Regions from separate parts of the Homo sapiens genome. Here region 1 is linked to region 2. Evidence: read pairs that join two places in POLR2A ChIA-PET (ENCODE). Cell type or tissue: Caco-2. All regions are shown on one strand. Each heading gives the region's core, and the rest is flanking DNA. Links, peaks and the distances in the headings are about the cores only.

What was found. Peaks named below come from ENCODE experiments on the same cell type or tissue, not always from the same donor. Only the 100,000 strongest peaks of a DNase experiment are listed, where the experiment ranks them.
Region 1: POLR2A ChIA-PET joins it to region 2 with 5 read pairs; 1 of 35 experiments calls an interaction of 5 or more read pairs at or near these places.

What each region holds. Positions count from the first base shown.
Region 1 is chr1:62,776,022-62,781,401 of GRCh38, forward strand. No RefSeq gene overlaps it. Among named protein-coding and RNA genes, the nearest start is that of ATG4C, 5.4 kb to the right of the region's middle. In Caco-2, for the core only: no CTCF peak of the experiment used is centred there; a DNase peak (open chromatin) is centred at 2,410.
Region 2 is chr1:64,502,213-64,507,592 of GRCh38, forward strand. The region is part of intron 1 of CACHD1 (cache domain containing 1); the gene reads left to right. Among named protein-coding and RNA genes, the nearest start is that of CACHD1, 35 kb to the left of the region's middle. RefSeq lists an enhancer at 2,548-3,047. In Caco-2, for the core only: no CTCF peak of the experiment used is centred there; a DNase peak (open chromatin) is centred at 3,279; H3K4me3 peaks cover 1,102 bases.

The DNA of each region.
Region 1 (5,380 bases), core at 292-5,291, 1.7 Mb before region 2:
GGGCTCAAGCAGTCTTCCCACCTTGGCCTCCCAGACTGTGAGGATTACAGATATGAGCCACCATGCCTGGCCTATGTATTTTTTCTTTCTTGGTTATTTTGGTATCATATCTAAGAAGCCATTACCAAATTGAGGCCATGAAGATTTACTTGTATGTTTTCTTCTAAAAGTTCTATCATTTTAACTCATATTTATGTATTTGATCTATTTTAATTCAATTTTTGTATATTGTATGAGGTAGGAGTCCAACTTCATTTGTCCCATCACCATTTGTTGGAGAGAACATTCTTCTGTCATCGCATGGTTTTGGCATGCACTGCTTTTTTTTCCTTCCAATTTTTTGTTTGTTTTTTATTATTTTAGAGACAAGCTCTTGCTTTGTCACCCAGGCTTCAGTGCAGTGGTATGATCATAGCTCACTGCAGCCTCGAACTCCTGGACTCAAGTGATCCTCCTGCCTCAGCCTCCCAAGTAGCTGGGAATATAGGCATGTACTACTATGCCCAGCTAATTTTAAAATTTTTTATAGAGATGAGGTCTCATTCTGTTGCCCAGGCTGGTCTTGAAGTCCTGGCCTCAAGTGATCCTCCCACTTTGGCCTCCCAAAGTGCTGGAATTGTAGGTGTGATCTACTGCACCAGGCTGATTTGTGTGTGTGTATGTGTAGTAAAATACACATAACATCAAGTTTACTGTTGTAATCATTTTTTTTGTTGTTTGAGACGGAGTTTCGCTCTGTCGCCCAGGCCAGAGTGCAGTGGCATGATTTTGGCTCACTGCAACCTCTGCCTCCTGGGTTCAAGTGATTATCCTGCCTCAGCCTCCCAAGTAGCTGGGACTACAGGTGCCTGCCACCACGCCTGGCTAATTTTTGTATTTTTAGTAGAAATGAGGTTTCACCATATTGGCCAGGCTGGTTTCGAACTCCTGACCTTGTGATCCACCCACCTCGGCCTCCCAATTTTGTAATCATTTTTAAGTGTATAGTTCAGTAGCATTTAAGTACATTCATATGCAGCCATCACCACCATCCATTTCTAGAACTCTTTTCATCATACAAATTGGAAACTCTGTACCCATTAAACACTGACTCCTCATTCTTCACTCCCTCCAGCCCCTGACAACCACCATTCTACTTTCTGTCTCTGTAAATTTTACTATGCTAGGTACCTCATACAGGTGGAATCAGGCAGTATTTGTCTTTTCATAGCTGGCTTATTTCACTTAACAAAATGCTCAAAGTTTATCCATGCTGTACCATTCATCAGGCTAGGGTGAACCTCAGATTTATATAGGATTTCTGTTTTGAAGCCTTGACTGGTGAATAATACTTCATATTATGTCCTCTTGGTCATCTCTTTCTTTTTGTGTTGTCACCTGTGCCTTTACCACGGTCCAGTCTCCTGATATTTTTTTCCGTTTGAATCTCTCCATTCCTTATTTGATGTTCTAATTTGCTCCATCCTCATTTTCCTCAGAATTCTGGCTTTGCCTCCTGGTCTTAATGAATGCTGACTTTCCCCTGAAGATTTTGTTCCCCTGCAACCTTGAATTTATGCTTTTTGTGTTTTTTGGTCTCATTCATTCAGAATACTGGGTCAGTGGTTGAGTTCAGCTCTCTTTTCATTCTCCAATGCTACACCTGAACCAGTACTCCTCTGCTCTTATGTTAAAATCCCATTCCTTTGAAGGATTCCATGACATTTGCATATGTCATTCTCCACTCTATCTGTGCTATCACCTATTGACTTCCTGGTTACTAGTTCATATCCCCATCCACATGGCTTATAATCTTACCTATGCTCATGGTTTCAGTTGTCCTGTAAAGTGGATGACTTGAGAAGCTATATATTCAGCTCAAATCTTCCCCTTGAGCTCTGTATCTAACTGTCTGTTGGGCGTAGCTATATGGACAACTCTTAAGCATTCCTAACTCAACATGTGGAAAATTGAAAAGCCAGAAATGTGGGAGTCTCCCTTGATTCCTTCTCTCACTCACACTTTCTCTTGACTCTATTATCTTAATATTTCTGGCCAATATTTCACTCTTCTCTTATCTCTACTGTTGGGGCTTGGAAGATAACACCCCAAACGATGACACTTTGGCATGCTGAGTGCTTTGAAGAACACTGGAAAGGCTCAGATGCAAAATCTCTTTCTGACCTTCTCCTGCTCTTCTTTCTCCGGTTTGCCTTTCTCCCCAAGGGAGGCCATAGAACCTAGAATTCCTCTTCCCCAAGGCAGGTCATAGGAACTAGAACGCCTTTCCCCCAAAGTCTGCCATAAAATCTAGAAATACTACTCTAACCTTCCCCCACCTTTCAGTGTAAGAGCTGGCCTGAAAGGAATTCTCTGACCTACCTCGACTGAAAGTAAATCATAAGACCCACATTCCAGAAGGAGTCCTGACCTGTACCCAGGAGGGAAGAATGTCACACAAAGAGGGCAGGAAGAATCTGAACAGTCAGGCTCTACTGGGTTTCCCCACTCAATTACTATTAGATAATTTCCTTTTTGTCTAATTGCATTTCTCCATGGCTGTCCACTCTTCATCAAATCTAAGCATAAAAAGGGGCAGTTTTCCCTGGGTTTTTGGGTCTTCATTTCAGAAGGGTCCCGTGTCACATAAAACTTTGATTAAATAAATTTGTAATGCTTTTCTTTTGTTAACCTGTCTTTTGTTACAGGAGTGTTGGCCATGACTCTTATGGCAGGGAGGAAAGATATAATACCTTTCCGCCCCTAGAGTACTTTATTTCAGATCTCTCATTGTAAAAAACTGAATTATGAAAACAATCTCCTAATTGGTCTTGCCAGCCCAATCCATTCTTCATACAGCAAATAGTAGACTAAAATGCAATCTAGTTATGTCACTCCTAAATGGTTCTCTTTATATTTAGGTTAAAGTATACAGTCTTAGTATCATAGTATACAGTCTTTTTTTTTTTTTTTTTTTTTTTTTTTTTTGAGACGGAGTCTCCCTCTGTCACCCAGGCTGGAGTGCAGTGGTGCAATCTTGGCTTACTGCAGCCTCCTCCTCCCAGGTTCAAGCAATTCTCCTGCCTCAGCCTCCTGAGTAGCTGGGATTACCAAGCGCCCACCAGCACACCTGGCTAATTTTTGTATTTTTAGCAGAGATGGGGTTTCACCATGTTGGCCAGGCTGGTCTCGAACTCCTGACCTCAGGTGATCCACCCACCTTGGCCTCCCAAAGTGCTGGGATTACGGGCGTGAGCCACCACGCCTGGTCTACAAAGTCTTTTTGTGAAATAGCTCCAGTTTGTCTTTCCAGCCTTATATCATACTATTCACCCCACTCTCTTGTTCCAGCTATAATGAATTTACAGGTTGTCTTAAACTGGCTGAACCTCCCTCTTCTACAGCTAGTTAATTCTTATTTTTGTCATTTAAATCATCTTGGGAACTTCCTCCTCTAGGGTCCTCACTCAATTTGAGAGTAACTGACCTTCTTCATTCTCTTAAAGTCTTGTCCTTACTTTTAGCATAACATTTATCACATTGTATTGAGGGACCATAAGCTCCTTACTGAATTCTGTCTATATTTCCAGCATAGGTGTGGGTGTTCAGTAAATACTAGCTGCTGTGAAGAGATCCCATGCTGCATGTCAAGGCTAAGGTTTACTTTGTAGCACTTGATGAAGTGTGGTTATGAAAGGAAAAAGAGAAGATAGAATAGACCAGACCGAGTGCAGTGGCTCACGCCTGTAATCCCAGCACTTTGGGAGGCTGAGGTGGGAGGATCTCTTGAGCCCAGCAGTTTGAGACCAGCCTGGCCAATGTGGGGAAACCCCATCTCTACAAAAAAATTCAAAAAGTTAGCCGGATTTGGTGGCATGTACCTGTAGTCCCAGCTACTCAGGAGGCTGAGGTGGGAGAATCACCTGAGCCTGGAAAGTCGAGGCTGCAGTGAGCTGTGATCGTACCACTGCACTCTAGCCTGGGCATTGGGAGTGACTGCATTTAGCAGGAAAGCTGAGTCCACTGAAGGTGCTTTCACAATTATGGTGATTCTGTGCACATTTGTTTGTTGAAGTAAAGGGAGCATAGTTGAGAGAGAGAGAAAGAGGTTGAAGATATAAGAGAGGGGATAGAAATAAGATTACTTGGAAAAGAGGAAAGGTTTTCACCAAGTTTTCTTTTTTCTAATTTTTTTTGTTTGAGATGGAGTCTCACTCTGTCACCCAGGCTGGAGTGCAGTGGCGCGATCTCGGCTCACTGCAAGCTCCGCCTCCCGGGTTCTTTAAAATAATTTTTTAGCCTTTAGAAGTCTACAAGGTATTCATTCCATCCAGGCTGAGTTCAATGTCGCTTAACATAACATTCCCAATGAATCATTCATGGTATACATTTATTTAATAGAATCTTCATCTTTTCCTGGTCCAGGAAGGAGATGGATAAGAAATACACTTGATAGAAGTTAAGAAGTAAAAGTGTCCTAACAAAAATCTGGAGCTGCCTCACAATCAATGCTATTAGAATGGTTGGTATACTTTCAAAGTATATGCCTGGAATACGATGACATTTTAGAAAGGGCTTGACTCTTAAGATAAATGTTACCTATATATTATAAATGTGTTTTTTATATATAAGTACACACACACACACACGTATACACAAGTACGCACACACATATACTAAGCAGTGTGTGTGTGTGTGTGTGTATGTAAATTGTTGCTTTCATGATTATTGAATGTGACATTCTGATTATTCTGGTTTTAATAGTTATTTTATTATACAACCTGAATTACTAATTAAAAAAATAAAGCACAAGAGTTAGAAACAGCTTACATTAAAACTACGCAGTATTCATGAAAAGGCAGTTTCGGGGCCTCGGTCATCACTGTGAATTTTTTTTTTTTTTGAGACAGAGTCATGCTCTGTCGCCCAGGCTGGAGTGCAGTGGTGTAATCTTGGATCACTGCAACCTCTGCCTCCCGGGTTCAAGCAATTCCCCTGCCTCAGTCTCCCGAGTAGCTGGGACTACAGGCGCACGCCACCACGCCTGGCTAATTTTTCTTGTATTTTTAGTAGAGACGGAGTTTCACCATGTTGTCCAGGCTGGTCTTGAACTCCTGATCTCAAGTGATCCACCCGCCTTGGACTCCCAAAGTACTGAGGTTACAGGCATGAGCTACTGCACCCAGCCTAGTCATCACTGTGAACTTCCACAAACACTCATTGAGAGCCAGTTACTCTGCACAAAGTACTGTGCATAGAGCTGGGAGGGGCACAGATGTTTAAGATGCGGATCCTGCCTTTAAGAAGGTATATTAGCTATTATAAGTTTCAATTAACCAAATGTGTGATGATTATTAAAAGTCAGTGTTACACATATTTACTTTGTTTTCTATTCTGATAA
Region 2 (5,380 bases), core at 157-5,156:
TGAACTTATCCTGTAATGTACACTTCATAGCTGTCTTATTTGAGCAAATCCTCCTGAGCCCTAAAATTGATTTGTTGTATTGCTTCCACATTTTTTGCCAACAGTTATTTAGACAGAGCTGAACATATTAAACACTGGTTGAGTTCCCCATTGTCCTGTCTGGCACTCTGTTTCCATCCATAATGTACACTGGTGTACATTAGATCACTGAGGGGCTCATTATTACTGAATTCCAGCCACGACTTCATTCCTAAAAAACACATGTGCCTGCTTGGTATTGCTTGTAAGCTTTAAGCTCTACTTTTCCCTCTCTCTGTGTGTGTATGTGTATGTGCATGCATCTATGTGTGTGTGTGTGCATGTGTGTTGTTTTCAGATAATAGGTACAGCATAAAATCTTTTTAGATTATAATTTTTGTTTCTATTGCACATTCTCTTATGGTGGGGGAATTTCAGGTTAAAAAGGAAAATACCAACTCTGTCTAATTAATGTCAAAATTTAGGTGAAGTAGGTGAGGAGAGGTTGAAAATTTGTGGTAAGTAGAAGAGTATGAATAAAGTTAACTGCAATTAAAACCACTTAACCTGTAGTTACATTTCCCAAACCCAAGTGGCAGCCTTAAAACTGACCACTGAATTATGGAAACTGAACGGAAAAAGGCTTTGTTTCATTGCATCGAAGTATTTTTCTTTTCCCATTTTGGGTGCATTGATCTCCCTGTATTCCCTGGGGTTGCTGGAAAAACTTGGTCAAAAAGGATAATTACTTTTTTTATTTAGTTGCATGCTCTTCAAAAGGCAACAGCAAGTATTCATTAATTTCCATCTGATAGAGCCGAACTTTTTTTTGTGGTTAAACAATTGAAACAGGAAATGACCCAAGATACAGTTTCCATGACACCCTGTCACTTGGATCCAGTTTTCCAGAAGATGAAAGACCAAAGCCGGCTTTTGATAGTGAGTAACTAATTGGACTGGCTGATAGTGGGAGTTTTTTAATGTGAAAAATAAAGGAGAAAAAACTGGAACAGCTGTGTTTTGGTACAGTTGTCTAATCCCCAGATAAAACACTCCAAGGACATTGAAATTGAATAATGCCTTTAGTTAAGGGGAAAAATCTAAAATCTGTCAAAGCACTGGTTTACTTTAGAGAAAATACAGAATATATTTACATGGAAAACCCAAAACAAAACAAAACAAAACTCCAAAAATTTACAGAGCCAAGATACTAAGTCATGCCTTTTAGGAATCATCTTTGTTCATACAAAGTATGATTTCATATTTTTAAGATGAATTCTTACATGTGAATAAAGAGAGTACTTGCTAGACTACTTTTTCGGTCAACATTTTCAAATGCTGTGTAGCATGGTGGGTAGACCTGAAGAGTTTTGTTAGAAGGATGAAAAAGTTTTGTTTAACTCATGTTAAACAATTTGAGGCATACAGTTAGAAGTGTTTTTACTGATGATCCCCCCCATACATACATAAATGTAGGTTCCAATTGTTTATATTTTGTAGAGCTTCTTTAGAGAATTAAATGTGAATAAGCCAGGGATTTGTTAGACTAATGGGTAAAACTTCCTGTATACTAATGGGGAGATCATTGTTTTGGGCTCTAATTCTAGGCCTTGCTAGCCATCAGCATAGTGACCTGTGACGCTGTTTCCCTTCCTTTTGTAAATGAAGAGGTTGGGGATAGTCCTTATATAATAGCTCTTGTCATTCTGCCTACTTTGGAAATGTAGGACAAGCACTGACCTCTTCTAATATAAAGGTAATCCTGGTGGACACAATGGAGATGCACATGAAAAGGTGAAAATATTTTTATTTTTTTGAGACAGGGTCTCACTCTGTCACCAAGGCTGGAGTGCAGTGGTGCAATTATGGCTCACTGTAACCCCCACCTCCTGGGCTCTAGCGATCCTCCCACCTCAGGCTCCCAAGTAGCTAGGACTACTGGCGTGTGCTACCATGCCTGGCTAATTTTTGTATTTTTTGCAGACATGGGGTTTTGCCATGTTGCCCAAGATGATCTCAAACTCCTAAGCTCAAACCATCCCACCTGCCTTGTCTTCCCAAAGTGCTGGGATTACAGGCATGAGCCACTGCACCCAGCTGCTGAAAATGTCTTAAAAGGAGAAGACACCTATTTTACTTAAATGTGACACAACATTTAATCACTGGAACTTAATGGTATGCATTAGAACTGTTTCTTGAGGAACACAGTCTCTGACTTAATGAATTTTCTAGCAAGTCTCAACCTTTCTCTTTTGGGTGTACCAGAATTCTCTCGTCAGTTTTCCATTAGTTGGATTTACCTGTTGGGTTTAATTCTTTCATTTTGTATATAGGTACCTCTGCTTGGTTTCATTTTGCTTTCCTAAGCAAGGGAGTAGAAACAGATGTTAAGACTGAAATTCTACTATATTTAGGAAGAATAAATAAATATATCTTCCACTATGGTATAATGGAAAGATATACTGACCTGGGCATACTCATGGGCAACGTACCTGTTGTAAATCCCCTCCTTTGCAAATTGTACCTACTTTGAGGTGGACTGCAAGTTCTATGAGGCCTGGGACCTCCCTGCAACCCTTTTACAAAGCCGGCAGTGTAGTGCTATCTATGCCTATCTGATTGAGACACTGATCAGATGTTTGAATGGATTGTGAAGACGGTGCGAGGATGTACACCAGGAGCACACAGTGGCTGTTCAAGAAATGGTGATAGTTTTTGTTTATATTTTCATTTCCATGAATTGATATTTTGATATTGATAACAGCAGTCTTTGAGACCAAGACTTCCAAACTTTTTTCTGGAAATAATTTTTTTCTTCCTCACCCAGAAGAACATTTATTTTCTGGATGTAGTTCAGATTTCTTCTAAACTTTATCTCACTTGGTGTGAAACTAGAGGTATAGAGGTAACTTTTTATTATACCACCACCCAATTTTAAGCTCCGGATGACCGTGCAGGAACTGCTTTTGTTTTCCCAAGGCCACCATCCCCAGTGCAGATGGAAAGGAACAAGATACAGGAGGGCAGTCAAGAGCCTCTGGGGAGCCCCTGTACTGGTACCTGCTCAGCCCCGGGAGCCACAGGCATTACTGTCAGGGTGGCTGTCTCCTTATTGCTCGTCTTGCAACTGTCACTATGCTGCGAGGTCTGGAGGGGAGGGGAGGGGAGGGGACATTCCTCCTGCTGCACCCTTGGAGGCTGCGGGCTTTCCTGGGCCTCGGAGAGCGGCTCAGCGAAGGCCCTCAGCTCAGGAGCCTGATTAGGTGCATAAAATCGCTGTAGCCAGAAGGGACCTCCCCGCCCCCGGGCCGCGCCCCGCCCCGCCCCCTCCTCTGGGGCACACCCCGCCCCGCCGCCCCTCCCCCTCCCTGGGCACACCCTATGCCGCCGTTCCTCCCCCTCCCTGGGCGAACCCCAACACCTCCACCTCTTCCCCCTCCCTGGGCGCACCCCATCCACGCCCGACCATCCCCCTGGACCCCGCCGCCCCTCCCCCTCTTGGCTGCGCCCCGCCCCGCCTTCCGGGCGCCCTCCTTCCCCGGTCTGCCTTCTCCCTGACCCTCCTCCCGGTCGCCAGGACCCCGCGGCCCGCGAGGCAGCTCTTTGTTCCCCGGCCTCGCCCCGCCCCGCCCCGCCCCGCCCCGCCGGGTCCCCCGCTTCGTCCCCGGCCGCCCGCTTGTCTCTCCCCTCGCTGTTCTGCCCCTTTGTCTTCCACGCCTGCCCCTTCAACTCCTCTTGCCCTGCAAACCCCGGGTCGCCACCTCCACATCCCTTCCACTTCTACCTGCCTGCCTTGGCCTGCATTTTATTTTCAACCAAGGTTGAAATGGTAGCCCCACGCAAAATCCGATGGTGTGTGGAGGAACTGCCCAGTCATTGCAGTCTGCACGCCTTCTTAAGTGCCAGGTGCGAGCAAGGCCGACCAGGAACTGCCGATGGGCTTCACCTGTCAGACTGGACTGCCACCTGCCACACATTCATTGAACTTTTAATAAGCACTGCCGCTGTGCTTGGCGTTTTGCTGGGCTCCAGAAATAAAAAATTCAGAGAGGCCAAAGTTCTTCAGGGATGCAGACAGGTGATAGAACCATCATTTATTGAGCACTTGCTAAGTGCTAAATACTCTTACCTGCGTTATCTTGTGTAATCCTCACAACCACACTCAACGACGGCCTATTGAATGCTCTCTAGGTGTCTGGCAGTGTTCCAAACAGTTTATGTGTATTACTTTGTTTGATCTTCCCAACCACCAATGAGGTAAGTACTGTTATTTTAATGCAGAGGAGGATTATGGAGGGACAGAGATTAAATGACTCAGAGCCACATGCTCATGACAGCAGAGCCAGGAGTCAAAACCAGGCAGGTTGTAGTGGGTATACTGAGAGAAAATACGTGTTTTTTTTCCTAGCTGGAATTAAGTGGATGTGTCAAGAAAGATTCAGAGGACGTGATTCTTATGCTAAGTATCTGGTGTATCTTGTGTCACGGTTTTGTTCTTGCCCGTTACTTACTGTGTTTAGAGAAGATGTTCAAAGAGTACCTAGAAAATTGTTTTAAATACAGTTAAAGCTGTTCGGTATTTTCACTTGCGTTTTTCTGTGTAATACATCAAATTGCCTGTTCTTCGTTCAAGTAGCTCCCCCATTAGAGCATGTTTTTTGGAACAGTTAGGAACCTATAGTTGTAAAGTGATTGAAAACCTTTGGTAGATAGGAGCTGAATTTGCTTTTCAGTTGTTTTTGTGACTGTTGTTAGGTAGGGATTTCAACTTATCTGTAAAACGAGATTAATGATAAACTCTACCATCTCTTGTGAGATGTGAATATTTTGAGGTCCCAAGGAAAAAGGCCTTGGAAGTTCATGACTCGTAAATTAGTATGTGTTTCACACATCATGCTTTGAAGGTTGTTCTTGATGTGTTAGGATAGGACCAGGAGACTGACTTTAGGATCACAGCTACCTCCCCGGAACCTCTCCTCATTTCTCCCAGCTAGAAAGGGTTCCTTTTACCCTACTTTCGTGCCTCTGTTGTACTCCTTACTGGAGTCTTGCCTTATAGTTGGTTGTATCCAATCTGCCTGCCCCACTATGTTATACATTCCTTGGGGCCAGGGACTGCCCTACCCATCTTTGCTTTGTCCTTGAGTTGGAGGCCACAGTTGAGACCACAGCATATGCCAATTGAGTTGAACTAGTGGGCTGCCTGGTTAATGTTGAGATGAAAGGTGATGTTTTTTACTTGTGTTGATGTTGTTGTTATTTTACTTTCTGGGGTGTAAAAAGAACATCTTGCATAGGTAGAGGTGGAGCATGGGCTCTAAAGCCTCCAGGGAAGAAGCAGGGGCAGGAAAATGGGAGAACT